Regions from separate parts of the Mus musculus genome. Here regions 1, 2, 3, 5, 6 and 7 are each linked to region 4. A link is a loop called in an ENCODE intact Hi-C map of the cell type or tissue named here. Cell type or tissue: heart. All regions are shown on one strand. Region 1 has its middle 85 kb from the start of Lacc1. Region 2 holds the start of Gm30246 (a long non-coding RNA gene). Region 3 has its middle 45 kb from the start of Gm30365. Region 4 has its middle 29 kb from the start of Lacc1. Region 5 overlaps Tsc22d1 (TSC22 domain family, member 1). Region 6 has its middle 28 kb from the start of 4930431P22Rik. Region 7 has its middle 38 kb from the start of Gm30365.

What was found. Hi-C counts contacts between places; a loop is a spot of excess contacts. Peaks named below come from ENCODE experiments on the same cell type or tissue, not always from the same donor. Only the 100,000 strongest peaks of a DNase experiment are listed, where the experiment ranks them.
Region 1: a loop joins it to region 4, with 2.3 times the contacts of the local background. A loop is called at or near these places in 6 of 42 quality-filtered maps.
Region 2: a loop joins it to region 4, with 3 times the contacts of the local background. A loop is called at or near these places in 9 of 42 quality-filtered maps.
Region 3: a loop joins it to region 4, with 4 times the contacts of the local background. A loop is called at or near these places in 24 of 42 quality-filtered maps.
Region 5: it touches region 4 in a loop (11-fold over the local background); 29 of 42 quality-filtered maps call a loop at or near these places.
Region 6: it touches region 4 in a loop (4-fold over the local background); 3 of 42 quality-filtered maps call a loop at or near these places.
Region 7: a loop joins it to region 4, with 4 times the contacts of the local background. A loop is called at or near these places in 24 of 42 quality-filtered maps.

What each region holds. Positions count from the first base shown.
Region 1 is chr14:76,949,819-76,953,818 of GRCm38, forward strand. No RefSeq gene overlaps it. Among named protein-coding and RNA genes, the nearest start is that of Lacc1, 85 kb to the right of the region's middle. In heart, no CTCF peak of the experiment used is centred here; a DNase peak (open chromatin) is centred at 1,803.
Region 2 is chr14:76,776,794-76,780,793 of GRCm38, forward strand. It overlaps Gm30246 (a long non-coding RNA gene), which reads left to right and starts at 3,918. Exons shown (of 3, transcript XR_874837.3): 1 at 3,918-4,000. In heart, no CTCF peak of the experiment used is centred here; a DNase peak (open chromatin) is centred at 2,108; H3K27ac peaks cover 1,399 bases.
Region 3 is chr14:76,880,738-76,884,737 of GRCm38, forward strand. No RefSeq gene overlaps it. Among named protein-coding and RNA genes, the nearest start is that of Gm30365, 45 kb to the left of the region's middle. In heart, a CTCF peak has its summit at 2,306; a DNase peak (open chromatin) is centred at 2,104; H3K27ac peaks cover 965 bases.
Region 4 is chr14:77,006,036-77,010,035 of GRCm38, forward strand. No RefSeq gene overlaps it. Among named protein-coding and RNA genes, the nearest start is that of Lacc1, 29 kb to the right of the region's middle. In heart, a CTCF peak has its summit at 2,405 (motif pointing left); a DNase peak (open chromatin) is centred at 2,406.
Region 5 is chr14:76,501,579-76,505,578 of GRCm38, forward strand. Tsc22d1 (TSC22 domain family, member 1) reads left to right here. Exons shown (of 3, transcript NM_207652.3): 2 at 3,671-3,719. Among named protein-coding and RNA genes, the nearest start is that of 4930444M15Rik, 17 kb to the right of the region's middle. In heart, CTCF peaks have their summits at 1,730 (motif pointing right) and 2,827; a DNase peak (open chromatin) is centred at 2,973; H3K4me3 peaks cover 2,272 bases; H3K27ac peaks cover 2,208 bases.
Region 6 is chr14:76,730,028-76,734,027 of GRCm38, forward strand. No RefSeq gene overlaps it. Among named protein-coding and RNA genes, the nearest start is that of 4930431P22Rik, 28 kb to the right of the region's middle. In heart, a CTCF peak has its summit at 1,914; a DNase peak (open chromatin) is centred at 1,804; H3K27ac peaks cover 2,224 bases.
Region 7 is chr14:76,873,975-76,877,974 of GRCm38, forward strand. No RefSeq gene overlaps it. Among named protein-coding and RNA genes, the nearest start is that of Gm30365, 38 kb to the left of the region's middle. In heart, a CTCF peak has its summit at 2,220 (motif pointing left); no DNase peak of the experiment used is centred here; H3K27ac peaks cover 2,183 bases.

The sequences.
Region 1 (4,000 bases), 56 kb before region 4:
ATCTGGTTGTGTGGGGGTAGGGTTATGCAATAGAAGAGCATGATTTTGTTGTTGTTGGCATTATGTACTAAAATTTAGACTTTATCTATTCAGTGAGCTTATCACATACAGAGTCAAAGAAAGGCAAAGGTATTCAGGACAATTAAAAACAAACAAGATGTCTACCAATGGGGGATTCGTTTCTTTAAAAGGAGGTATTCCTACAGGAGATGCAGTGTGTCTACAGAAGCAGGCCTTGTACATTGTACTTGTTGACTTGAGAGAAGTTCTATCACACAGGTATGACCAAAGGAATGAAATAGTGATGAAACTGAGAAACTCCCACTTATGTGTAAATCAAAGAAGTCACACATGACACTGTGGTCCAATCTAGTAGCATCACACAAACAGCCTGACAACAAAAAGTTAGCAAACTTTCAGAAAACACCAGAGAAGGGATGTGTGATTCCTAACCCACAGCAGCACACCTCTACAGAGCCTGTGTTCTCTCTTATCGACATCATAATAGGTGGTCTCTCCTCAGCATCCTTCTCTACTGTCAACCAAAAACTTTACTATCATTTGCAGAAGAGTCAGACCCCTCTGAGCCACCCCACCTCCATCTTCCCCCTTCCATGAGCAAATTCTTCACTGAACCATCATCTGAAAGATAAAGCACACCGAGGACATACTAAATGAACAAGAGTTCTTTGCTGTGTTGCAAAAGGAACAAAGGGTGTCTATGCGTTCACTCCACCATGACAGCGTTTTACCTTGTAACAAGTATGGAGCTAAAAATCACTGTCTATTCTAGAGACACACAGAGGTTCCTGCAGGGACGTGGACAACATTCTCAAGAACACTCACCTGGGTTAGAATTTCCCTGTGACCTTCTCTCTTCCCTTCTGTTGCTTTCTAGCTTCTGAATTATTCATGAACATGTTTTGTTTGCACTAGAAATTAAAAACTAAATAAATTCATCAAAGTGGACAAAGAAAAGTCACAGTGACATCACAGGAAACAGCACATGTGAAAAATTAAACAAAATTTGTGTGTGTGTGTGTGTATGTTTAGGTAAATACAGTTAAACTTTCTCTTCCTGTGTTCAACATCAACCAGCCCCACTAGTTTTTGCAATGATTTGAATTCCTCCTACATGTGAAGTTCTTAAGCTGATTATTTCACACATTAATTTATTTGACAACCCATCAACCCTGTTTAATGTGTGAGTGCACTGGGGTGTGACTTGGACTTCACTGATCAATTGCAAGAAATGTTAAACAGTCTGAACTAAAGTTTGATCTTTATTCATTCTCCCTGGGAATAGGGACTCAGCATCTACACATTTGTATCCCGTTCCATCTCTGTACTCCAGTGGTTCTCAACTTGTGGGTCGAGACCCTTTGGGGGTTGAATGATCTTTTCATAGGGCTCACCTAAGGTCATTGGAAAACACAGATATTTACATTACAATTCATAAAAATAGCAAAATTACAGTTATGAAGTAGCAACAAAAATAATTTCATGTGGGGGGGGGTCACCACAACATGAGGGACTGCATTAAAGGGTCATAGCATTAGGAATGTTGGGAACCCCCGTTCTATACTCACACATCCTTGTACTGCCTCCCCAATCTATAGCTGCTTTTTATTTTCCTTTTTATAATTCCTGAGCCACACAAGTTTCCCTCGAAGAGGAGGAGCCTGCCAGAGCAGTCTAACTTGTGACTCATGAGCTTCTCTTAGCTTGGGGAATTCTGCAGGGAGGTTTGCGACATATCCCTGCCAAGGTCCCTCACAGAACGTCAGTAGCCAGTGCCAGGCAGCTGGCACTCCTTGTTCCCTAGAAAGGAGCTTGTTAATCAGACTCTCCAACCACAAATGCCAAACTGTCCCCTTGCTCACTGCTGTTAAGTTCTATCCTGGGAGTTCCAGAAAGCAGAATGTGTCACCTGACAATTATACTTACACATCAGCGTTCCTTTGGGACTGGAATTAAATAGCCAAGTCCATTCTAGTTGTGGGCTAAAAGCAGATTTCTTTGTGAGGAGAAAGGAAATAGCTACTCCTTAAAGCCCCAAATGTCCTTGAACTCTTGGAGAAGTGATTGGAAGTAGGCGTTAGTAGGGAAGCTACAGAAAAGCCATCAGAGGAAAATGTTTAAAGAAAGTCACTGACAATTCTCTATGGCAGGACAGGACTCAGTGATATTATATAATTATCAAGCAGCATTTCAGCAACCGTAGCAGAGCGCCTGTCTCAGTCTTTTTAGTCTAGTGAAACTTGTCTTTTTATTCTCTAATGAAGAGGCCCTGTGTGCCAACATGGGTAGATGAGCCTGTTGAACGAGAGCCTCGTGTTTGACAGGATCCTTGCTTTCTCAGGTTCTAGTCTGACTTAGGAGGTATTGCGTTATGGCCTCATAAGGGAAAAGACCAATTTGCCAAGAACTCCAGGTTCTTCCATCCTTGAGAGCCCAGCTCGGTGGAGTCATTGTGTTCCCTGTGAAGTCTTCCTGGTTGGCTTTCCTCCTAGATGTCTCTCTGTGGATGTAATCACACTGTATGCCTCTCTGCCACCTCCCCATCACAGTTACTGCTCTGTATTTATACTATGATTCTTCATTTACTATCCAACACCACTCAAGGATTTAAACTTACATGGCAACATAGGACCAAGAGCTTTTTGTTAATCTTTTTTTCTCATGCTTCATATGTTTGATCATCATTAGTGCTCAATAATTTCACTTCCTGTTGAGAGGATGACTGATTTAGGTGGTTATTGTTAGAGGAATAAAGGGGCCAAAGCAGAGAAGATAAAAAAATGTCCAGACCAAAGTTACCATGAAGGCAGAAAAAGATGGGACCCGTAGATTCTTCCTGTTTGATTTAGAAATAGAAGGTGGGTCTTACCAGAAGTGCAGAGATGGGGGATTCTTGCTGCTCTGGTGGCTGTGGTGTAATATGGTGTCAGGTGTCAGGGTGGAGTATGGAACTTGTAATTGAGAATGGTGTAGGTTATACTCTGGGTCTGGTTGCTTCACTTTAATGCAGTGATTGGCATTAGACCTAGTCTCGATGTTCTAGAGTCCAGTCAATAATAGAACTGGCGCTTAGCCTTGTTGCCTGCCTATTCTGTTACGGGGGGGCGGCGGGGGGCGAGGGGCATAAGGAGCTCTTTAGTTATCTTATTCTGTATCATTTGCTTCAGATTCCGTGGATGGAATGACAATCAGTCACAAAGCCATTTCCACCTGAGCCCAGTAGGGAGATTGCTCCCTGAAAGTCATCAGAAGGAAAACTTGATTTCCTTATGACTCAGAGGACCCTGTTCAGTTGCCAGGAAGACAGTGCCACTGAGGACAATCAAAACCACCCTCAATTAACAACTCCCAGGGTATATCCTGCCACCAACTAAACATCAAGGAGCCCGTCCCTGGCCCTGCCAGCCATGCCCGGCCCCACAGGCATCTGCCTTTTCTCTTGATGCAATTGCTTGCTTAGGACTCTGAAGCAGACTTAGTTTCTACCTTGGAAGCTTAATGGATGCCAGGCCACATGAGGGAGATGACATCAGGGCTGAAAGGACAGACCAAGTGTCTGAACAGCTTGTTTCATAGCCATAGAAGGTTTTGGGTACCACTGCCAAGATGCTTGCTCTGCAGCTTATTTTCAACTGATGCTAGTCACAGTCAGAGTCTTTTTATATGAACAGAGGCCAAATATCCAACCCACAAACCCACTCTACCTCACAAGGGCAGCCTGTAGTTATCAGGCCATTCTTCAGCTTAAAAGGCATAAAATCAAAAACACTCCTTACACAACTACCTCATTCTCTAGCATGCATCCTTGACTGTTAACCACACCAATTTTTCTTAATTCCCCTTATTTTTGTATAAAATAGTTTCTACTTGAAACTATGTAAATGGCACAAGGGGAAAACAATATTTGCCTCTAGGGTACACCCATCTCGTTCCCACAAGAAATAAAGTGTTCATGATCAACTTGTGGCCTTTCAAAACA
Region 2 (4,000 bases), 230 kb before region 4:
GCTGCAAAGGCTCATTACCGCATTCTTCTTCTTAAAGCGTTTACAGAACTTCCCACCACCTCAGGATAATGACCAAGTTAAAGTTGACCTTCAAGATGCAGTGGATAGGGGATTCTGGCCTTCTGATTGCTGGTTCAGCGCTCTCTCTTTGTCCACTGGCCACTGGCCACCTTCTAGAATCTCCAGTTAGTGTGCATGGCATTAACATGTGACTGGGTGAGGGTGAGTTATTTCTAGAATTATCAGCAATATTCCAGAATATAAGAAGTTCTTCCTATCTAAATGGCAATTCAAAAAAAAAAAAAACATTTTTCTTCCCTGATTAGTAATCTATCTCAGATGGAAAAGGCAAGTGTGCACACCCTGGAATCTGAGAAACCTTTGGTGAATTACCACATGTCGCCTCTGGTCTTTTCATTTATGAAAGGGGTCCTGTTGTCTCACATCTTTACCTTTTCAGGTACTTCGAAGATACATCCAACATTACATGGCAAGACATTTACAAATCAAAAACATTATTAGCATTCCTATGTCGACATGCACACTGTGAATTAGAGAGGCTCCCCTGAGAAATTAGTTTTAAAATAATATCATAGGCCATGTGTAACCTCTATTTTATATGCAATGTGTAACATCTGAGGTTAATCTTATCAGGCATGGTTTTAAAGAACTTCATCCATCTCTCTCTCTCTTTCTCTCTCCCTCCCTCCCTCCCTCCCTCCCTCCCTCCCTCCCTCCCTCCCTCCCTCCCTCCCTCTGTGTGTATGTGTGTGTAGTGTGTGTATGTCTATGCCTATGCCTATGCCTATGCCTATGCCTATGCCTATGCCTATGCCTATGCCTATGCCTATGCCTATGCCTATGCCTATGCCTATGCCTATGCCTATGTCTATGTCTATGTCTATGTCTATGTCTATGTCTATGTCTATGTCTATATCTATGTCTATATCTTTAACTGTCTGGATCTGTGGTAATTCTTGCAATCCTTACTCCTTACCAAGCTTCTATGGATAGAGAACATGCAAGAAGTGTCAGCTAAGGGTCATACCCTAGAAAAGGCAAAGATGGTTCTGTCTTTAAGGAAATCTTAAAAATGAATACCTACAATGGAATGGAGACACCATGTAAAACTATTGGAACATGAGGGCACACACTGTAGGTCCGTGTTCACACTGTGTGCTTAACTGTCTCCTTTTCTCTTTGCCTTTAGCGTTCCTTTCCAATCTGGAGTGCCTCTCTGCATCTCTGCACCCCTTCCTTCTGTGTTTTGTGTGTGTGTGTGTGTGCGCGCCGTGTATGTCTGTGTGTATGTGTGTGTGTCTATGCATGTGGCGTGTATGTATGTGTGTGTGTGTCTCTGTGTGCTGTGTATGTGTGTGTCTCTGTGCATCTGTTTGTGTATTGTGTGTCTCTCTTTCTGTGTCTGTGTTTTGTGTCTCTATGTGTGTACATTTGTGTGTCTGTGTGTGTATCTCCGATTTTGTGTCTGTCTGTATATATGTGTGTGAGTGTGTATGTGTGTGTGCATTTTCACAGCTAACTCTTAGATGAAACAATGTAGGTTGAATAAATTAATGAGTGAGTTCTGGGTTTATGGATGGCCACCAAGGAAGTGAAACTAGAACAGAGAAAAATGTGCAAGTTGTCACATCAGTAGGGCAGCAAATAATGTTCCCATTCCACAAATGACAAGGTCAAGGTTCAGAAGGTTAAGTTATTTGAGTGGAAGACACGTTACAGAGTGGCAAAAGCAGTCGTTAGTGTTAAGGGTGTTTCCCCTAATAACATAATTCTTGAAGTGAGAGAGATTTAATTACCAAGCTTTCAACTGAGAACAAGTCTTGAGAGAAGAGAACACTTGTACGCTCTCTCCTTCGCCTCCTCCTCCCCCGGGCAGTGATTTCAGAGACAGCCTGTACGTGAGCACAGGCTAATTTTACCAACAGCTCTGGAAAGCTGCACTTGTTAGGAACAACGGTCAGAAAGCAGTAGAAATTGTGAGACTTCAGTTCATGTTTGCAGGCATCTAATGAACAGTAAGCTCAGCCAGCTCCCTGCTTATGGAAGCAATCTGTCTCCGTGGCAGGGGGAAACTGGGGGAAAGACATGCTAGACCACGCCTCCTCTGAGCTGTTTCTCCAGTGACACAACCAGTTCAAAGGCAACTCATTTGGTGACCAGCAAGCAGCTGTGGATGAGCTCTGGGGAACAGGATACATGAGAAACTGCACAGGCAAATGTCCTTGCACTCTGGAGCCTGACCCCACTCCCATTTTCTGACTTACATCTCTCAACATAAGCAGTGAAGCTAGACTTCCCAGGTTTCTTCTAGGATCTATGACTTGTTGTGTAATGGTTCTTAGTCTATGTATCTATTCTCATTTCATGAACTGGGGATAATAATTAACACAACCCTTGTAGGATGTTGTAAGAATGAAATGAACTTGCTTAGGTGAATACCCTTGGGTTGGTGTTCTGGCTTGTTGTATGTGCTCTTGTTACTATTATCATTACCAATTGCTTCTTGGTAGTAGAAGGAGGGCGTATGTTTTAATTTTTTTCAATTGGGTTCTTAAAAGAGAGGGAAGAGTGTCCAAATTATCTGAGATGCTTATTAAATATGTGTTCTCTCTTCATCTCCTATTACTAACTTTCTGGAAATCAAGATTCTATAGGTCTAGGGTTATATACGTACATACATACATACATACATACACACACATACATGCATACATACATAGACATACATGCAAATACACACAAACACACACACACTCACACACATACACATCCTGACTCTTGACCTTACCATTCATGGGAACCCCAACTTTCAGAGATTTTTCTGCAGACTTATGATATTTTTGTGCTGGGAGGATTACCAGGACAGTGGAAGGTTGGGCAGACCAGGGTACATATTTATTAGCTATTTTTTTTCATTGCTGTGATAATGTGCCATGACCAAAGCAGCTTATAAAAAGAAGAGTTCATTTTGGTCTTACAGGTTCCGAGGTTTAGAGTCTATGATGGTGGAGAGGAGGCAGCAGGCAGAGGGGGCAGTGGGCAGCAGGCAGCTTGAACAGCAGCAGAGAGCGTATGGAGAGCTAGGTCTTAAACCGGGCAGAGAGGGTTAACTAGAAATGGGGCAGGTCTTTTGAGACTTCCAAGTCCCTCCAGCCTCCCTTGCATCCATCCGGTCATCCCTCTAATCCTCCCCAAACTCAAACAGCAGCCAACTGGAGACTATGTATTCTAATTCCTAGCCTTATGGAGAATATCTCATGGAAACAACCACAATATGATGTAAACTTCATTTCCTATCTCCAAAGAGAGTTAGATGGAAACCAACCTAGTGTACAGTCCCCACGTCCTTTTGCTTTATATTCTAGATCTACAGATGAACCACTTGAAAGTCCTCAATGATATTATAAGGATGGAATGCATTTGGGGCCACTAAGCCTTGCAACTTAAAATGTAATTACACAGTGTTGCATGTATTACTCTGCAGCTGCCTTTCCATAATTGTGTGGCTGTGTTTCCAGGTCCACGGCCAGAAGTACATGTAACTAATTTTTATAGCTGCATACTGTTCCATGTTCTTAAAGAATACTTTTTGTCACTGGATATGCAGCCAGTTTCCTGGGAGCTTTTGTTAATTCTGTGGCACTATGGAACAATAAAGGCCTTTTACACATTCCCCTCCACTTAGCATGATTTTCTTAGGATACAATCCTCCAAGTATAATGGTTTGGTTACAAGGTGAACATCTTGGTAATTTCAAGATGCATTCTTGAAGTCCTTGAAATGGTTCATTACTGCTTGTTCTCCACTTTCTCCTGGGCCTATTATGTATACTCTTAGAAGCAGCAAAGCTGATTTAGACTAGATGCAGCTCTGAGCACAAGACGATGATTCATGGTTGGTGAAGCAATTTCAATTTTATGAGTGAACCGAATCTTGCTAGACAACACGTGACCGCCTGCCTCTTTCCTAACACCACTGT
Region 3 (4,000 bases), 130 kb before region 4:
TGCAGTAGTAGATACTGAGAACAGAACCCAGGTCCTCTATAAGAGTAGCAAGCACTTTTAACCCTTGAGCCGTCTCTCCAGCTCCCCACCACCACCCCAGAATATTTTTTGAAACACTCTCCAAACATATTCAACATCTTCTCAAGTGGAATCATTGCTGTATTAAATCAGGTGCCTGGGCATCAGTAAAGCTGAAATTCCTCACCCACACCATTGCATCTTTCTGTCTGATTCCTGAGTAGTTTTTTCTGCATCCTCTCCTGACTCAGCTCAGGCTTCCGTCAGAATTTCTGGTTTATGAGTCAGGAAGCCCAGCACAAGTCAAAAGCTAACTCATACTTGCCAGGCAGAAGGGATGCGAAACCTTCTGGTGCATGGCTTCAAACAGCGGGTTCTGTGCTTTACAAGGCAATGGCCCAAGCAGCATTAGTAAAGCTTTGTTCCCTACCTCTCCTTTTCCTCTGTGCATTGGCTTAGTAATCAGACAGCCCTCTCCACTTAGAAAGGAAGGTTGCCTCCGAAAATTGAAAAGCAAAACCTTCCATTTTTGAAAAAAAAAAATCTGGATTTATCTGACTGTCTCTGAATTTCATCAGAGAAACATGGTGCTGACTGCATAGATGCTCATCTGGACCTATCACACGAGAACCAGGAGTAGGGAACTATATGGTATGGGTTGAGATCATATGTCCATTCTTGTATGGATGGATGGGCCTGGCACTAGAAGATTGATTCCTTTTCAAGAAACACACACACAATGTACACACATACACACACACATATATACAATACACACAAACACACATATACACACACACACATATACCCAGACATACACATATACACATAGAGACACACATGTATATAGACATACACATATACACACACAAACACACATATACACACACACACATATACCCAGACATACACATATACACATAGAGACACACATGTATATAGACATACACATATACACACACAAACACATATGCACACACACACACAAACACACATACACACATATACATACACAGAGACACACACAGACACAGACATATACACACACATATATATACACACACATGTACACAGACACACACATACACACAGAGAGACACACATGTACATAGACACACACATATACACACACAGACACATATGCACACACATACACACAAACACACATACACACACATATACATACACAGAGACACACACAGAGAAATACACAGAGACACAGGAGTACACACATGTACATGCATATGCTGGACATAAACCTATAGGTAGTCTCTATGGTCAGACTCCCTCTGTGACTCTAATGGCCCCGCATCTCCTGTTGTCTCTGTTCATGGTCTTACCCGTAAGGATAGTAATTTTCTTAAATATCAACCACCATTTCCTTTCCCCACTTAAGAGCCTTAGGTATCTCTCATTGGCCCTCAAAACAAAACAAAAAATTCACTCTGGCCCCAGCCTTCCTCTCTTGTCTTCTCACAAGATAGCTAGAGAAAACTCCAGCTAGTCTGCATTGCAGCCTTCTAAACATACAAGATCATGCTTCCAAACTGTATCACATTGTCTCTTTCTCCCTCTCTCCCTCTCTCCCTCTCTCCCTCTCTCCCTCCCACCATGTTACTAATTCCCTCAAAGTCTAATCTCTCTTCTCTAGACAGCCTTGCTGGTATCCTTTAAGGAAGATGTCTCAAACCCCAGCTTATACACGTCTACCTGATCTCATCTGGCTCCTAGAGAAGAGGGACAAAGCCTTACTCAACCGTACTCTCTGTGTTTTTAGTAATGGCCTACAGATAGTGAATGCTTTTTAAACTATCTCAAGAGGGGCTGAAAAGAAGAAATGAAGAAGAAAAGTATATTCTAAGTGAATGTTCTAGTTCCTCCGTCCCTGGTTTGCTCCCTAAATCAACTTGTGCTTCATGGTAAGAATTCCAGGCTTCACCACGGCTGAAAGAGTCATGCAAGGAACACAGGAAGAGGGGACCAAAGGTCACCTTCTTTGGTATGATCTCCCCATGCCAGGGAGAGCTGGCTAGCAGGTGTGTTTGAAGCACTGGGCATAGTGATGTGCTGTGGCTGCCAGGCTCTGGCGTCTTTCCAACTGGGCAATCATGTGGAGCAAAGCAAGTGAATAGGGAACTTGGAAAGGTGACCTGATTCTCTGCCTCGGGCACTTGCAGTCTAGGTCTGAGTATGTTTTAATTAGACCTGGACACAGGAGCCCTCAGTCAGACACAACTGAAGTCCCCAGTGGACTGTTGTGGCCGCTGTTAAGATTTGTCTGAGCCTCTGGTTATCTTGAGAGCCTGACATCACACTGATCATTAAGCAAAGAGCCAAGGAGCAGCTGGACGTTACCATGGCAACCTGCTTGAGTTGCTGCTGGAGCTCGGGTAACAAGAGCATTTTATCATGGGTCATTAAGGGCGAAAGGCTTCATTTACATTATTTCCTGTAAAAATCCTATTATTTCAGGTGTTACACTCCATATCCCCTACATGGCTTTACTAGAAAAAGAAAGAAAGGAAAGGAAAAGAAAACCAGAGATGGGCATTCTTTGACGAAGCAACCGTGTAACAGGCTTTAGGTAAATGGAGCCACATAGTGTTCTGTAGATGAGAAAAGTATTTTGCCACAGGGGGATGGGGTAAAAAGGTGCCCAGTGTTCTCTGAAGGCAGAGAATGCTTGCTCTATAAAGTGAATCTGGTTTTTTTTATTATTTTTTTCACTGTTCATTCCCCTTGGCTGAGTCATACCTTTTGGCTGATACTGATAAGACCTCTCAGGCTCTTTAATCTGCTGAATAAGTGTGACAAGTCTGGCCCTCCTGCTAGCCTCCCCCCAGTGCTGTCTCAGGTATCTTTTCCCACAGCAGCCAAATGCAAGACGTAGTAGATTCTGTGAACATCTAGCACTAAAGCTCTGAGAGGCTGTGAGCATTTCTCTTGTAAATTCGTCCTTGCGGGTGAAGAAACCAGAAAAATCAACCCCAGCTCGTGTCGTAGCGATAACACCGACTTCTGGCCAGCATCCCATACCACATAGAATGGATAAATGTTCACTGCTAAGGATATTTAAGAAAGGTCATCCATGCACTCCTGGCTCCATCCACTGCCCACAATAAAGGGTATACATTCCACAAGAACAATACCTAAAGGCCAGATAATATGCCTGAACCTCCAAGCCCATGGGACCTAACAGGAGTTATTTTCATCCTTTCTGAATGTTCATAAGCCCCATTATGATTGACACATTTCATAGGTGTTCTGTTCCTCAGGGTGACAGCTAAGAACTAGAGATAATAAAGCCATGGCCTAATCCTTAAACTTCTGGAGTTAATTTAGTAGTATTTAGAGAATGTGAAATGATTCCATGTACAGAAAACCCATTGCCTGACACAGGGCAACAACGGCCATATCATTGAGTCAGTTCACAATTTCATGGCATTGGTACTTATCAATAGGGACAGATGACCCAAAGCAGAGCAATGGTCACCCAGTGGCGACTGTCTGTGCTTTGCTTAGAATGAAAACACCACAGAATTGCAGGAGTTGGCTCTGGGTCATGCAAATGAAAATCTGTCTTGGCCTTCTTGTCACCAGAACTGCTGGAATTCAATGTAGATTTTTGGGTCAAATCCTAGTCTTTCAATATATCATTATGGTGTCTTGGGTACAAAATGTGACCTTATTTGTCAGGGTTGAGGCAGTGGCAACCCTAATAGGAGACAGGAGAATTAAGGCACTCTGGACAATATTCTTAGTTTTATGTTGTGACAGAGGGACAGAAAGAAAAGTACAATTTAGACTCTGTGAGCTAACATTAGGATCATGTACTCTTTGTAGCCCATAGGATACATGATGGGTCATGACAGGTACTTTTACAAATTGCTTGTCTGCTATATCAGGGTCCTTTGAGCAAAATCTTGCTAGTGTATGCAATGGTGTTAGCGTTTGGAGGCTAATTATGGGATGGATCCCCGGA
Region 4 (4,000 bases):
TCACCATGGATTTTCAATATCAGGAGTTTATTTAGTCTATAAAAACTCCTCAGAACATATTATAGAAATACCTTGTTACTATACAGTTAGTTTCTTTTAGGAATACTGCCTCACAAGGTCGCATGAGGACCTCCCAGGCCAATGGGGCATGACCAAAATGGAAGCTAGGGAGGTTTGGAAGTGGTAAAATTTACAAAGAGTTTTTAGGAGTGAGTCCAGAATAGCTAAGCTGAGAATAAGATACAAATTGGCATTTAAAACCCACCACCAAATGGATCGTGAGTACAGGGTGGGTAAAGGAGGACAGGAATAAGAGTCATATGACCTGTCAAATGAACAGTCATTCTGAGAGCGGACCCAAAGGCTGATCTGGATGGCTCAAGGCTGCCTGGACACGGTGGCATATAGTAATTTGAAGGCTGAAGCTGGAAGATCACGAGTTCAAAGCTACTCATGATCAACAAGCCAGGGATAGAAAGGTTTCTCTAGACACCGCCTCAAAAGAAAAGACTGCAAAGACGGGCCACGGCTGAATACACAGAGGCAGGGCATTTTCAGCTGCACATTTCCTAATGCTGATCATCTGCGCATCCTTTAGGTTTCCAGCGCTGTCATCTGTTAGTGTTTTACCCAGGCCTAGCTTCTCCCCAGCAGCTCTCTCCAACTCCTCCTACCCAAAAGGAGATAGATCCCCATTGTCCAGATGTCCCATGAAAACACTGCAGTTAACCAAGCCACAGTTCTGCCATGGACACCGAGCTCCTTTAGACTAAGGACCGATTCTTTGCTTGTAGAGTTTATATTGAAACCTTTACAATGACTGAGGAACTCCCCTGTGAGAAAAGCTTTAAAAGGTACACGAAATAAGCCACAGAAATTTCATGTTGGGAAGACTGTGGGAAAAGAAAGAAGAAACCCGTGGGAAAGAAACAGCCTTGGGACTTTTTAGGATGAATGCTCAATAATGCATCATTTATTGATGCCTTCCATATATATATGTGAAGCTGATTGGCATACATAAGATAAAAATGCTCCCAAAATAAATTTAGCTTCTCATATCACCAATATAATCTTCCTAGCTGCTGTATCCTCTGTCCTAATGAATGAGATCACCACCCACTCATCCAGTGACCTTAGCCAGGAACCTGGTGGCCACCCAGCCATTTACCTCAATCAGACTTGATTCTTTGCTGACTTACAAGTGCTATTCTGCCCTTTCCTTACTTTGTTTTAGGTCTAAATATCCCCGCCACCCATCCAGGCTCTGTGGTCATTCCAATGTGGTTTCCATGCGGTAGATCTTACTCCCCTCTCATGAATCTCTATAAAACCATGGGGGCATCTTTCTGAAATGCAAGTCTATCTTTCTTATTATTCTTTCTAGACCTTACAACAATGCCCAAAAGATAAAGTCCTAACTTCTTTGCATGTCGTTCAGCCACCCCCATAATGTGGTCTCTTGCCCCTTTATTTTAATATCATTTCTAACCACTGCCCTATACACCTAAATAACAGTGTCGGGCTTTGAAAGATCACGCCATTTCCCCTCAACCCACCTCTATGATCATTTCAACTGTTTGAATTACCTTCAGACTCAACCTCAGGACCAATGTTTTCGTGACTTCCTCTGCAAGAAGCACATGAGTCCCTACTGTGCCTAGCCATTGCCTGTAACAGAGCAGAGCTCCATGTTGTGACAAGGCTTTTTCTACTAGGAGGGAAGAGATAGAGTCTGGTGTAAGAGTGGCTGTGTGTGTGTGTGTATGTATATATGTGTGTATATATGTGTGTATATATGTGTGTATATATAGTGCATATATATATATAGTACATATATATTTTGTGCATATATATATTTATTGTGTGTGTGTATATATGTGTGTGTGTATGTATGTATATATATATATATATATATATATATATATATATATATATATATATTGCATACAATACCTCCAACCCTGAACCATAAAAGTAACTCCTATTTGCAGAGCATGGGTGAGGTGAAAGAAGGGTCTCAAATAAAAAAAAAATTCACAAGCAGTGACTCAGACTTGGAAAGTTGCATTCAGTTTAAAGTTTTTTTTTTTTTTTTTTTTTTTCTTGGTACATCTGAATCAGAGGTTTTGCGAAAGGAGCAAAGAAGTAGGGGGCGGGGGGGGCGGGGGAGCCGGTCAGAACAGGCAGTATCTCTCAATAAATAAAAGATCAGATGTAACAAAAATAACTCAAAGACTTCTGCTTGGGAACCTGAAAGATCGCTGGTGTCTTGATAGGAAATTATAAAGCTCAATTGTACATTCAGACCTGTTCCTGTCATCTGAACTTGAAGCAGTGACTAAGAGGAAGAGCTGGCTAATTACCTGCAAGTCCTTTAGGAGTGTCCTTGCCAATCAGAGTGCTTCTGCCACCTGGTGGCAGTCTACCCAATGTTTTATTCAACTGCTAAGCATGGCTCCTTCTCATTCAACACAACGCTCCCCCACCCCCCACGCCCCATGACATCATGCAAACCAAGAGGGTCAAATCTCTGTGTTCAGTTTAAGGGCACCATGAGACACCTACATCCTCAATGATGTGCATTTTCTAAAATCAGCACCCAGTATCTACAAGGTATCATAAAAAAAAAAGTAATTTGTGTTATTTTGTCACTACAGTCATGAAACTAAGTAGTATTGGGGCTGGACCCAGGGCTGGCACCCCCCCCCCCAACTCCCAAAGTTCTGGACTTTTGTTATGCATACTTAGACATGAAGAAAATGAAGGGGTCCTTAAGATTTGCATGCAGATTCTCTGGTTATGAACACAGCCAGGTAAATAAAGCGCCCAAGTTGGGTCATGCTGGAGTAAACTGTGTGGGCCTCGGTGTCACTGAAACGATTCTCCACTGAAAAGGACACACCTGTTCTTAAATCTGAAGAGACACCATAAGAGATTTAAAAAATATTTCTAATCCAAGGCCCTGCTTTCAATAGACACTCAACGTTTTTAAAAATTGAATCATGGTGATGCATTAAAAAGTATCAGGTAATCCTAGTAAATAAAGTGATTTATAGCTCTGTAGTTCAAAAGGAATAAGGATGGGATTATATCAAAGATGCGTGGGAATCCGTCTACAGAAGCTCCAAATGGCTCTTTGGGGCCACAAAAATAAACCAATATGTCTATAACCCAACAATACCTACTCAAAAGACCATGTTCTATAAATGATGAGATAAATAGTAAACGTCCCAGATAGGGTTTCACACGATTTGTGCGGATTCCACACCCCTCGCTGAGATTGAGCACAACTCAGTGCATTGTACATTAAACCATGGAGGAAGAGTTGATGAAGCCAAATTGAGAGATACTCAACAAAATACCTGACTAACACAGCTCAATGCTGCGGTGATCACGCAACATCCTGGAATCATAAAACTGTTACAGCTAAGATCAACACAAGGAGTTCTGATTAGATGCAGTGGGGGATCCTAGATGGGGTCCCCAAAGAAAAGGCTGAAATATTAGGTCATCAAAAAAAAAGACATTAGGTGAAAAGAAATTTAATTTTACTGAAGTATGGATTTTATTTGATAATAGTGTATTAACACCAGTTCATTAATTTCAAGAAGTAAATCAAACTAATGTAAGATGTTCAGAGACACTAGGAGTGGGGTTAATATGACTCGTTCTATTATCTTTGCAATTTTCGGTAAAAGTGAAAGCTATTCTGAATAATGTTTTAAGAAAATGAGCCAGATCTCCCATTATAATCAGCAATAACCAGTGCCATGTGGTGAATCAAAGAAACACCAAAATATTATTAAATGACTCTTGGGAAATTAGATAGCAAACCATACAGGAGAAACAAGAAACATTCACTTGAGAAGTGAGAAAGATAAAACATGATTTAAGAGTAAATATTATTTTTATTAAGTAAAACATAGGAAAAATCCACAAACAACCAAAAGAGAAAAATATGCACTTTGATAATTCCATGTTTATAGTGTTTTGAGTTAAG
Region 5 (4,000 bases), 500 kb before region 4:
TTATGTTTAATGGCTAAGTAGGATTTTTGTTTCTGTTCCCATCTCCAGTTCTGACTCTGTGCTCACCACATTTTCTTTGGCCATAAAATCTGTGGTTTTGTTAAACTTGGTATTCTACTTCTGCTTCCTAGGTACCTGGGAAAGTGAGGTGATTGGGGGCAAGGGTGGGGTGGGGTGGGGTGGGACCTAGACGAGCAATTTTACAAGATGCATCCCTTGCCTGCTTCCTTGGCAGTTCCTATAGCTTCACAAGGTGTCTCCATGGGAAAAGAGGTTGTTGTAGGTGTGCGGGTCTCTGCGTCAGGCAGACCCTCACAGACCCTTCCTGTGCTCCAGTCACCTTAGCCCCTCACAGACCTTTTCGGTTCTCCTCCTCATTCCCCACATTTGATACCAAGAGTCAGAGGTGATTGAAGTAGAATCCATTCAAACACTCATGCGGACCACAACAGCAAATTTCAAATGTCTATACCTTTCCCTGTATGTATAGACTTGGTGAGGCTGACTTGTATGGCCCACACCTTCGGGAGTCTCTCGGGAAGGGCTGTTGCATTTCTTTAAAACCTCAGCCAACCTCTTGGGGTCTCAGACATGGATACTTAGACTAGATTTAGACTCCTGGATACTTATCTGGTAAACAGGAGAACCTTCAAGGGGCATCCTCGGACGTGCTGACCCCGTGGTTAGAGCCCGCGAAGATTTCCTCTGTTTCCATTGCCTTTGGTTTAGATTATTTATTCTTCCGTTCATATAAAAAGTTTTTAAGGGAATTCAGCACATTTGTGTAAGAGATGAAAAGCCTCCATTGTTTCCAGCCAGTTCTCCAGTAGGGGAGTGGATTAGACAGATTGGTGGTTGTTCATATTTGCTTCTGTTGCTAATACTGTGGGTAGTCATGCAGTTAAAAATGGTAGGAAACAGAACCGACTTAGCTCTTTTATTTATGTTCAAGAACAACATGAAGAATAAAATCATGTAATCCTTCTACATTGCAGCTGGGACTCTTAACCCCATTTCTCCATATGTCCTGAGCGGCCTTTATTTCTGTGTTTAGCTCTTTTACATTTACAGTGTACCTTTCTGTGATAGTCTTTGCTCTGGAATTGGTGTTCAGCTAAAATATTTAAAAAGATACAGATTGATAGTTAGAATGTTAACTCTAAGATTATAGAAACTAATAATCCCACTTAGCACTCGTGGACATAGGAGCTCCATCCTATTTCACGAGTCACTAGGATTGCCCAGTCCGCCTTTGTTTCCCATTACTGAGAGCGGTGCCTTCAAACAGCACACATCATAAACTACAAATACACTAACACTTTTGTTCAGAAGCAAAGCCTAACACGAAACACAATAAAAAGAATATTGTTTTGTAACGACGCCCATTTTTCAACACAGAAGAGAATTACTCTCCTCTTCTTGTGCTGTATTCAATATATTTGGCGTTTAACTGAATTAATGCAGTTTCTGAAACCATATGCCCCCTCCAGCCTTGGGTAAACTTCAGAGATTGTCTAAGAGACTCTGACCGCAGTTTAGGAAAGTTTATTCCTTGAGGGGGAAGCCTCATCTTGATAGAGGAGGGGTTCACTCTTCACGTGAGTGTAAGAGTGTGTATTTATGTATCATAGTCAGATTTTATTTTGGAATTATTTGAGTACCACTTGCCTATGGAGAGGTCCCAAACTGTTGGTACTTATTTTGTTATTGTAGTCTTTTGCCACTAGAGGGTAGTATTGCAGAGGTTAAATTTTCCTCGACCATACTGCCGACTGTATATAACCTGTAATCAGACGTCTGCCCTTAGTTTTATAGTATGTTAATCCTCATTGATGCATCTTCACAGATATTTAAATTATTAGAGTTGATTTTGCTCCGGGTTAACTCTTATCTAAGGACCATGATTTGATGGCATTAATCTGCTCGCTGTGACTGTTAGGTGAAGAGCGCCTTCAGCATCTCTTGACTGGTGAACTATTTTTAACCACCATTAGATTCTCTCCACATTTTTACTGGTTCAGGCCACACTGCAAATGAGCAAAGGCTACATATTAAGGAATTGCATGCTTTTTGGAAAACGTCCTTGACGTATCAATCTCTCCGATTTAAGAAGACGGAGCATTGCGTCTTGGCGGAATTGCGATCTCACTTCAAGAACCCTTGGCCCTAGGGACTAGCAGAAAATAGATCTGTTTGGGATTGGACCTGTAGATTGATTTTTTTTTCTAGCAATAAATGGAAGAAGACATAATTACTGATGCAGTTAGGGTAATGAGATTTTAAGGCTTACAACTCCGGGGCCGTTTGGGGAAGGTTCCCTGCATTTCATCTTGTAGATTCCTTTGACTCGTTTATTTGCCTACCAAAGAAAAATACAATATTGGTTTTTTTGTACATAACTGATAAGCTTTATGTGGAGCTATCTCCCACCAAAAAGGCAAATGTAATATTCCTATGAATTTCATTAGCATGAAAAAGGAATTCCTGCAGCAGGATTATTATCCTTGCACAGAACACAGCCTCTGTAGCCTCCCGTTAGTGCTTCTTGTAAGAACCCAATAATTGAAATCGAGACGCCGGCGTTCCTGAGTCTTAGTGGTGGGACTGGGCATGCCCAGTAGCTCGGCTGGGTCTGGTTGCAAAGAGCAAGCTTGCGGGCAGGGTTGAGCGCCGCCGCAGGGACTGCTTTGGAGACGGGGTCTTACTCCCTTAGACGTAAGCGTGCGGGCACCGGGAGCTTTCGGGAACCCTGACGCGAGCGAGCCTTGGAGGAGGTGGCGCCCAACCCCCTCCCTCTCCTCCCCTCCCCGCTCCGCCGGCGCCGCGGGCACCGGGAGGGACTGCAGCCCGGGAGCGCGGGGCGGGCCTATGGCGCGGCCAATCGGCGCGGCGCCTCCCCGCCTATATGTGGCGCTGGGGCCGGGCGGCCTCCTCTAGAGGAGTGGAGCCGGCAGCCGAGTAGGACCGAGCTGCTGCAGACGCGCCGGGTCACTCGAGCCAGCACCACCGTTCTCACGCCCTGAGCTGCAGACAGCTAGGCGGTTTTATCTAGTTTGAACCAGGCTGCTGGAGCTTGCTCCCTCCCGCCCTCTCTCTTTTTTTTCCACGGGGCTGTTTTTTTAATTTGGCTGCAATTGCATGAAATCCCAATGGTGTAGACCAGTGGCGATGGATCTAGGAGTTTACCAACTGAGACATTTTTCCATTTCTTTCTTGTCGTCTTTGCTGGGAACCGAAAACGCTTCCGTGAGACTTGACAATAGGTAAATGTCAGCTGGGATAGTTGGTTTAAATTGACTCGGAGTAAAATTGACTTGCGGTATTACAGGTACAGGATAGCCATGCGAATTCCTTTGTCCATGCCTAGGGTTACTGTGACATAGATGTTGCTTTTTGAAATGGCCAGAAGATCCTTATTTTCGTAGATCTGGCTCGAGAACAGGCTTTCTTCCATTATGTAATTTAGTCCTTTGTGGCTCCTTAAAATAGGGAAATGCCTGGATAGAGTATGGCTGGTATTTTCTGGAGTCTGATGCATTTTGGAGCGTTTAAGAATACTCAAAATAGGATGCTAGTAACGTCATTCGAATTCAGAGATCTGTCCTTATCCTGGATGTTAAAGATCAATTCCATTTATCGATGATCTCTCTTTTTTTATTCTCTCTTCCAGCTCTGGTGCAAGTGTGGTAGCTATCGACAACAAAATAGAGCAAGCTATGGTATGTACTGATTTAAAATTACTTGTACTCAATGTGGGCGCTGCACAAAAACCGACATGTCTTGGAAACGACTAGTGCATCCCTTAGCTAAATCCAGACGGTGCTGATTGCTCTTCATACAGTCAGAAATGCCAGCGCTAGCTCGTTCTCTCTCCCCTGCCAGCGTGGAGAGAAGCCACATCCCCACACGACTGCCAGGGAAGGAGAAGGGCCCCAGGTTGTGAGCGGCCCTGCTCTGGACCCATTCACTCCGTGTCGGGATAAGGCAGTGGCCCAGCCTC
Region 6 (4,000 bases), 280 kb before region 4:
ATTTGCCTCACCGGGCCTGGCTCACAATGTTTCTTACATTATGGGTTATTTTCTTCCTTCCTTCCTTCCTTCCTTCCTTCCTTCCTTCCTTCCTTCCTTCCTCCCTCCCTCCCTCCCTCCCTCCCTCCCTTCCTTCCTTCCTTTCTATCTTTTTCTTTCTTTTCTAGACAGGGTTTCTCTGTATAGCCCTGGCTGTCCTGGAACTCACTCTGTAGACCAGGCTGGCCTCGAACTCAGAAATCTGCCTGCCTCTGCCTCCTGAGTGCTGGGATTAAAGGCATGCACCACCACTGCCTGGCAGTTATTTTATTTCTTAAGAGCAAAATAACAATTGTAGGCAAAGCACACTAGGCTGACGTAACTAAACAGGGCTGACCTGGAACACAGAGGCTGTTCTATGGAATCCTCCAGAATCCTGTAAACCAAGAGACAGCATGGCAGGGTGGATAGCTGGCACGGAAGGTTCTCAGTCGGGCACCAGCATCTGCAGAGGGGTACCTAGCATCATCGTGTTGTCCACGAGATCATTTTTCTTTTCTTTTTTAAAAGATGAAGTGTGGAGAATGCAGGAAGGCTGGGAATATCACACAGGATTCACTCTCCTCTATGAACAAAGCATAAGGCGGCTGTGGGGCGAAGCCCACCGCCAACCCTCAGGAATCCTGTGTCTCCCTTCTCAGCAGACTCCATCCTGGTGGGACTCTGAGCATGATAACTGCTCCAGCTCAAGTCTCTCATACACAGGCTGCTCGAGGGACCACCTGGGCCAAGGTGTGTCCACCCTGAAGTGCCGGTCAGGTTCAATGCCTGTTTTCAACGCTTCTGTGCGAATGCATGTCTCTATGTTTGATGGCCAGTTTAATAGTTTTTAGCACAGGGGAAGGGGGCTGATAATTCCTCATTTGACGCCATAGTCACCAGGAGAACCTAACAGTCTGATATTTTCCAGATGCCCATATGTGGTGAAGAGGGCACTGCTTTCTCTCTCCCTCAGACTAGAATCTTCTTTAGAGGTTTTTTTTTTTTTTTTTTTTTTTTTTGGTCCCTGCTGGCCTCTTTCAATTGCCTCGTACAACACTGGTTTAAAACTAAACGCAAGAAACACGTAGAGTGACTCCACACAGCTAAAACGTGTGATGTCTTGGCTCTTGTATTCCTGGGAGACCAGAGAAACTATACCTCACATTTTTCCTCTGTACAATGGGACTAGAAACAACACCGCCCACCATGGTAGGCGCACTGAGCTGAGACCAGTATTTGACTTGTCTCATTTACTAGCGATGCCTTGACTTCCTGTTGAAGAGTTAGTGCAACCTCACCTCTTTCTGTCAACACCATTTAGGAGACTGATAAAAAGAAAATTGCTAGGAAGGTTTTCTGGAAAGTTCTATTTATAGAGAGACACCTAAATGGACAAAGAGGGTTAACTATAAATAGCCTCCTTTGCATGTGAGGGTGAGACCTGTGCTGGTACCTATGTGACCTTCCCCTTCCCAAAGGACTTCATACTCTTGTTTGTTCTGTGACAACACAAGCCATACCCCGTGTAAAGTATTTGACACAAACTGAATCCGGGAGCTTCCTGCCAGGCAGCTACTGTCGCCTCCCATCACTGGATGTTATTTACTCCAGCTGAGTAGGCGTACAATACGTGCTATGTAAATTAATAGCAGTAGGTACAACAGTCTGGGAGTTGCACAGGACCTCAGTTCGGGAGAGAGGTTATTTCGCAATCATTTCCCATAAACCTTCCCCTCCCACTTCCAAGTGTGAAGTGTGTGTCTGTCAACGAATCATCCCACTTGCCACGCCACGCCAGGTCTGGCAGGGCAGAGGCAGCCACCCGGCCAGTCTCTATCTCTGGATTTGGCAGCTTGACACCATCTGGCGGAATCCTATGAGGAGGCTGCCTGTGATGCATCTCTGGGTCCTTCATGGCCCAGCTTCCCTCCCACACCAAGATCTTGCCACCAGGAGAGCTTTGGCAATTGAGCTAGGTGGTCCTCTTTCTTCCATTACGCCTCTTCCTCACTGCCTCAGCCCCTCAGTTTTTTGTTTTGTTTTTGTTTGTTTATTTGTTTGTTTTTTTACAAGCTCTACCCAATGAGTTCCGAGGGCTAAAGCCTCATCTCAACTCGTGGAAGATAGCAGCCTCTCCTCCCAGACCTGTGTTTGGCAGTTGTTCTGTGGTTAGGCTAACATGTAGCTTCCGTGGCTTGCAATACTACATAGGTTTCTACACACATGACAGAGGTCCTAGCATTCCTAGCCAGATCCTCACGGGTGTGGTACACTCAACCATTCACAAGTAACTTCTGTGTCCCAGAGTTTTCAAACATCCTGAAAAGACCCAGCTCAGGGAGGGGGCAGGAGGTGGCCCACCGCTTTCTCCCATGTTTGCTTCCCATTTGTTTTGAAGAACTGGGGTTCCTACCCTGATATTTACTCCTGTGCCCCAATTTGGCGTCCGTCTCATCCTTCTGCCCCCCAGGAAGGCTCTTCTAAGAAGGGGCAGGCTGAGTGTGGAAGTGAGTATTCACTGTGATGACTGGCTTGCTCAAAAAAGCAGCCTTGCAGGCCACACTGAGACGCTACTCAGCCAGCCTTGGGAGACAAAGACGATGAGAGTCATAGACAAAGAACATTCTAGATGGAGCTCTGAGAGGCTGTCATGGTCTCAGGATTGGATTACTTCATTTGCTGCTTCTCTCTAGAGAAGTCTCTCTAGAGTCTCTCAGACTCTTATGTGTTAGAGACCTGTTTCTTCCCCTTCTTCTTCCCCTTCCTCCTTCTCCTCCTCCTCCTCCTCCTCCTTCTTCTTCTTCTTCTTCTTCTTCTTCTTCTTCTTCTCTTCTTCCTCTCCCCCCCCCCCCCCCAGTCTCTGGAAGAACAGTCAGTGCTCTCAACTACTGAACCATCTCTCTAGCCTCACTTCCACAGTTCAGCAGAGCAAGCAGCTCCTTGGACATGATTTGAATCAAATACCTTGTACCTTGCATGGCTTGTATTGTCACAGAACAAGCAGGAATGTGAAGTCCCTTGGGGGATGGTGGGAGAGGGCCACAGTGTTGACTATGAAGGTCTTACCTGCACATGCAGAGGAGGCAATTTATAATTACTGTCTTTGGCCATTTAATGGTGTCATTATAAATAGAACTTTCCAGAAAAAAAACTTGCAGAATTTTTTTTTTTTTTAAATCGGTCTCCTAAATGTCATTGACTGACAGAAGGGTGAGTTTATATTAACCTTTTACCAGAAGTTAGGCCATGGCTGGCAAATGAAACAAGTGAGGTGTTAATGAGGTTGGGAGGTGAACGCCCCATCCAACAGAATGATATGTGCTTTATGTGGACTCTTTCACCAAACACCTGTCTCCTCCCCCACTCACAGTGAGTGGCTTTGGCAAAGAGACTGGATAATTCAGGTAAGACATGTTTGTATTCTGGTTGCTAAGGAGATGGCAAACCTGTTTGCTTAGCTCAAAGCATAGGCGTATTAGGTAAGAGCGCTGCCCTTTAGATCTGGGACCATTACTAAATCTCTGCATTTCTTTTCTCGAGGCATGCCGAGTCTATTTGTGGCATGTTCCACTTCCTCAGATTTCCCCTGTCTCCATCAGCTTTTACACCTGCAAAAATGCTGGCATGAAAAAATGAAATCCAAGGGAGACTTGCCTGTCTTCGCTAGTCGCAGAAAATCAGACAGCACCCAGCAAGGAGAGAATTCACAGCTTGCTCTGCTCCTAGTACTAGAACCGTGAGATGGGCAGGGATTCCCTCATCCCAGGGGATTAGTGACCCCCAAAGGACAAGTGACCGAAGTAGAGAGAAGCGGCTGCAGAAGGGTTATGTGAAAGGAGATTGGGAGCCCACGAAGACCATGCTGGCCTTGAGAGGAAAGAAAAACTGAAGCATAGATGTTGGTTTCATAAGAGACCCGTTGGATGGTGGCTATTCATGTCCAAGAGCGACAAACGCAAAAGTTGGGCCTGGGTGGGAG
Region 7 (4,000 bases), 130 kb before region 4:
TGTTGGCATTTCTTTGGGAACCATGCAATGGTAGGTGTTAGGCGGTGGACATACATATAACCACTCGTTATTTATTTAACCTCACACCCATTGTAGACAGCAGAGAACCGAAGGACTGAGTAATGACATCCACAACCGCAACACCCACAACTACAACAGCACTGATGGGGCTGTGCTTCGCAATACAGCTCTCAATACAGGCAGGTATCTGAGGGACAAATGGGAGTCGCAGGAAAAGGAGCTCTGGTTCCTTCCCTCAGTTGGCATGGCAGCTCACGTCAAGTACAGTGGCGTTGTATCTGCCTATCGCCCAAGTTCCCCTACTAAAAAAATGCAAACAGTCAAACCAAGACAAAGAAAATGATTCAATAATGATGGCTGCTTGTCCCATGCTGATCAGTCAAACTGAGAAACAAATCAATTCAGGTCTGGCAGAAGTCCCCGAATGCTGCCGCTTTTCTTGTTATTTTGTTTTGTTTCTTGTTTTTTTGTTTGTTTTTGTTTTTGTTTTTGTTTTTTGTTTTTTTGGTTTTTTGTCTAGTCTTTTTAAACTTTGAATTTCTTCTGTGGCTCTTCATTCCTGCCCAGGGAAGCTGCTTGAATCTTGTTATCCCCATATCCTTTTTCAAGTTCTCCCAGTATTATTTAGTGCATAGGACTGAACACAAGGGACGGCTCCATAATTCCTTCCACAGTCAGCTCCAACCTTTCTTTCTACAGATGCTTCGTTCAGACAGCCTCGTCCAGGAATCAGGTCAGAGCCGTACCAGAGCTTGGCTGCTTCTCTGGAAATGCGGAGTGAACCACAGGATTTTTAGCAGAGCCTGTTTCAGCCAGTGATTGGAAATGATGAAGTGCTTTCAAGATCAGCATCTCAGATCACTCGTTTATGGTTGGCCTAGAAATGAATCATTTATTTTAGGTCTGGGCCTTAAGGGGAAAAAAAAAAAGCAAAATCAAAGCTTGGATGCTTTGTTTTCATGGTTCTCCTTATATCAGGCAAGGAGAAGAGGGAGGGCACTGTGGGCTTTAGTGGGAACGGCAACACAGCACTATTTCCCTTCCTTTGTTGGTAACATTTTCCTAGCTGCATCCACTTCCATTTTATGACTCAATTTACTGTGTTTAAAATTACACCACATTCTTCCTGCTATGCTTAGGTCAACTATACGTACTGTGTATACAGTGGGAAATTCTTCCTCACAGTGCTGGAGAGTGCTATGGCCTTTGTATTTGTGTCCTTGTTGCCATGGTGACCAGAAAAGGTTAAAGCCAGGGCCTTAGAGAGTAGAGTGGCTAAGCAAATAGCTATGACTCGGTGTGCACCTCAAGATGAGGATTAAAATGTCCTACAACCGCTGTCATAAAATTCACTTTCCATTTCTCTCGTGTGGGTTATTGCCTGATATACATATTCTCAAAACCATCTCACTCCACTTGGCCCTTCCTCTGTAAGGTACAGCTTCATGGCCATGTCTCTCTGACGATAACCTCTGCAAATCCAGGAGCAAAGCTTTATATCCACATGTGAAGAAGACACACCGATGAGAATATCAACAAGCCAGCCTATCTTCTTTGTGCCCTCCACTTTAAATCCATTTAGATGAGAATAATAAAGCATCACCCCTGTTTGTTTAAGAGGTTGCTAAATAAACTTGGGCAATGCTTAATAACACGGACTGTGTTAAACATTTACCAGCTGTGAGCACACAGACTCGCCTTTATGTTGGGCAATGATCCCCAGAGCCCCAACTCAATATTTCTTTATATACTTTAGCTGCCCTTGAGTTGAACTTAAAGGGCTTGTTTCAAAATTAACTTTGCATATAGGTAGAGAATGTCACACTTGCCAGGCCCAGGGCTGTCACAGCATGAAGAAAAGAGACCATTTTCTATTTCTAGTTTCAGGTTCAAAAGTAGGCTCGGGAAAGAACCTTCATTAAGTACTTTCCTGTCCCCTCTGCCCATTGCACAAGAGTAACAGTATATCCAGGCCCTTCAATTCATTGTTGAACTTTTAACTTACTTAGTACCTAAGTTTTCCACCATCTTGGTTTTTTTGCAATATATTTTCATGCTGCCAATATAATGGACATTAAGTCATAGGTTTACATTTAGGTGCTTATTTCCTGCTTTTAATGTAACTTCATACTTACTACATTAGCAAATCAAAAATATTTTAGCTTCTATCCTGGCCCCTGTTCTGCCATCTGGTGGACAAATGAGGAAGGGATGGGGATTAAATAATAGACACGTAGTTTTTCCTTTATGGGACCTGTAAGTGCGTCTATCAGCAAGTGTTTAGGGGGTGTTATTCATCAAACGGTGCCCAGGAAGGCACACAATCAAATGTCCTACTCTAGGGAATAACCGGTCCATTCGGTTCCTAGGAAGACTATGACCGGTTATGGAATCGACAGCCTCTTGTCTGGGTTAACAGAACAGTCAGTAAAATGCTTGCCTTACAAAGAGGGCCCTGACTTTAATACCTAAAACCCGTTAAAAAAAATAGCTCAGCATAGTGGCTTAGATGCCTACTAGTGTGGGGGAAGAGAGACAAGTGGCTCCCAGAGGCTCGATGATCAGCCAACCTAGCATGCTTGGTGCCTTCTAGGCCAGGAAGGCACCCTATATCAAAAACAAAACAAAACAAAACAAAACAAATAAAACCCCTTGTATTATGTAAAGGTGGATGGCACCTGGGTAGCAGACTCTCCAGACTGCCCTCTGGCTCCCCCATATAACCCTGCACACATTCAGTCTTCATACACCTTAACACCAACACACACAAACACAGAAAATCAAGGGAGAAAAGGGTTCCAACATTAGAGCTACAAAAAGGGTGACTTTCACTCACTTTAGTAGGGGGTCTAATGACATTGCACCCCTGACTACAGATGCTTTTCTAAGTAATATGGGGGTGGGTGGGAAGGAAAGACAAGAACAAGGGGAGAGAATATTTTGCATTAAGAGGAGAAAAAAATTGAGCACATTAGTATTCCTTAAACTACTGTAAAGTCAATCTCTCTCTCTCTCTCTCTCTCTCTCTCTCTCTCTCTCTCTCTCTCTCTCTCTCTCTCTCCCCCTCTCGCCCCCCTCTCATTAGATTTAGGACCTTGGACATGTTCAGTGAGCATTCTACAATTCTGAAGGATCTCTTTATGAGAAAATTATCCCTGTGCACACCCACCTTTTTATCAAATTTATTATTGTGTGATATGTAATATCCAACCTGTTACCAGTTTGGGGAAAGGGTTAGCCCTTCTCAAGTGAGCTTGAGTAAGCTTGGTGAAATGTCCCATGGGTAACCAAACCTGAATTCCCATCTCCTTCCCAAACTCATAAAGCAGAGACAGCTAGTTCATGCAGGCAACCTCATGGCTGCTAACTATCCCGTATATTCTGTGAGTATTGTGTATGCAGCATGAGTTTGGCTGAAAACACTACAGGGCAAAGGACATGCTGTTTGTGTTAAGAATAACTCGGAGCTCTTGGTTTGGTCCACTGCCATATGCCCTTTGATTTTACAGAGACATTGAAATTTGATGAAGGTACATCGTCAAATTCCAGAATCATTACTCATGGATAGTAAAAAAAAAAAAGTGGTGATATAGCTGCTACACTTCAATGGGGCCCCGGAAATTCCATCCCTGCTTCCTGACTCCTTCACTTAGCATCCTCTTGGCCATAGCTCAAGTGCACATTCGGTCAGAAATAACCTAGGCTTAAAGAGGGGGTGTGAACTCCATGTTTAACATTGCTGATTATAATAATCAATGGGATATTTTGACTACCTTGATATGGGATGCTTTTCTAAACAACATGAAAATTTCTGTTGGTCAAAAATAGACTTTAAAATTATAGCCTCTATGCTTTGTAGTGGTTTCTCTACAGCATTTCCCTCACCCCCATGCCCTCCCCCAGATTCTCAGCCACATGGCAATATGAAAAGCCAATGCATTTTCTTAGTTGACTCCAAAAAAAAAAAAAAAAAAAAAAC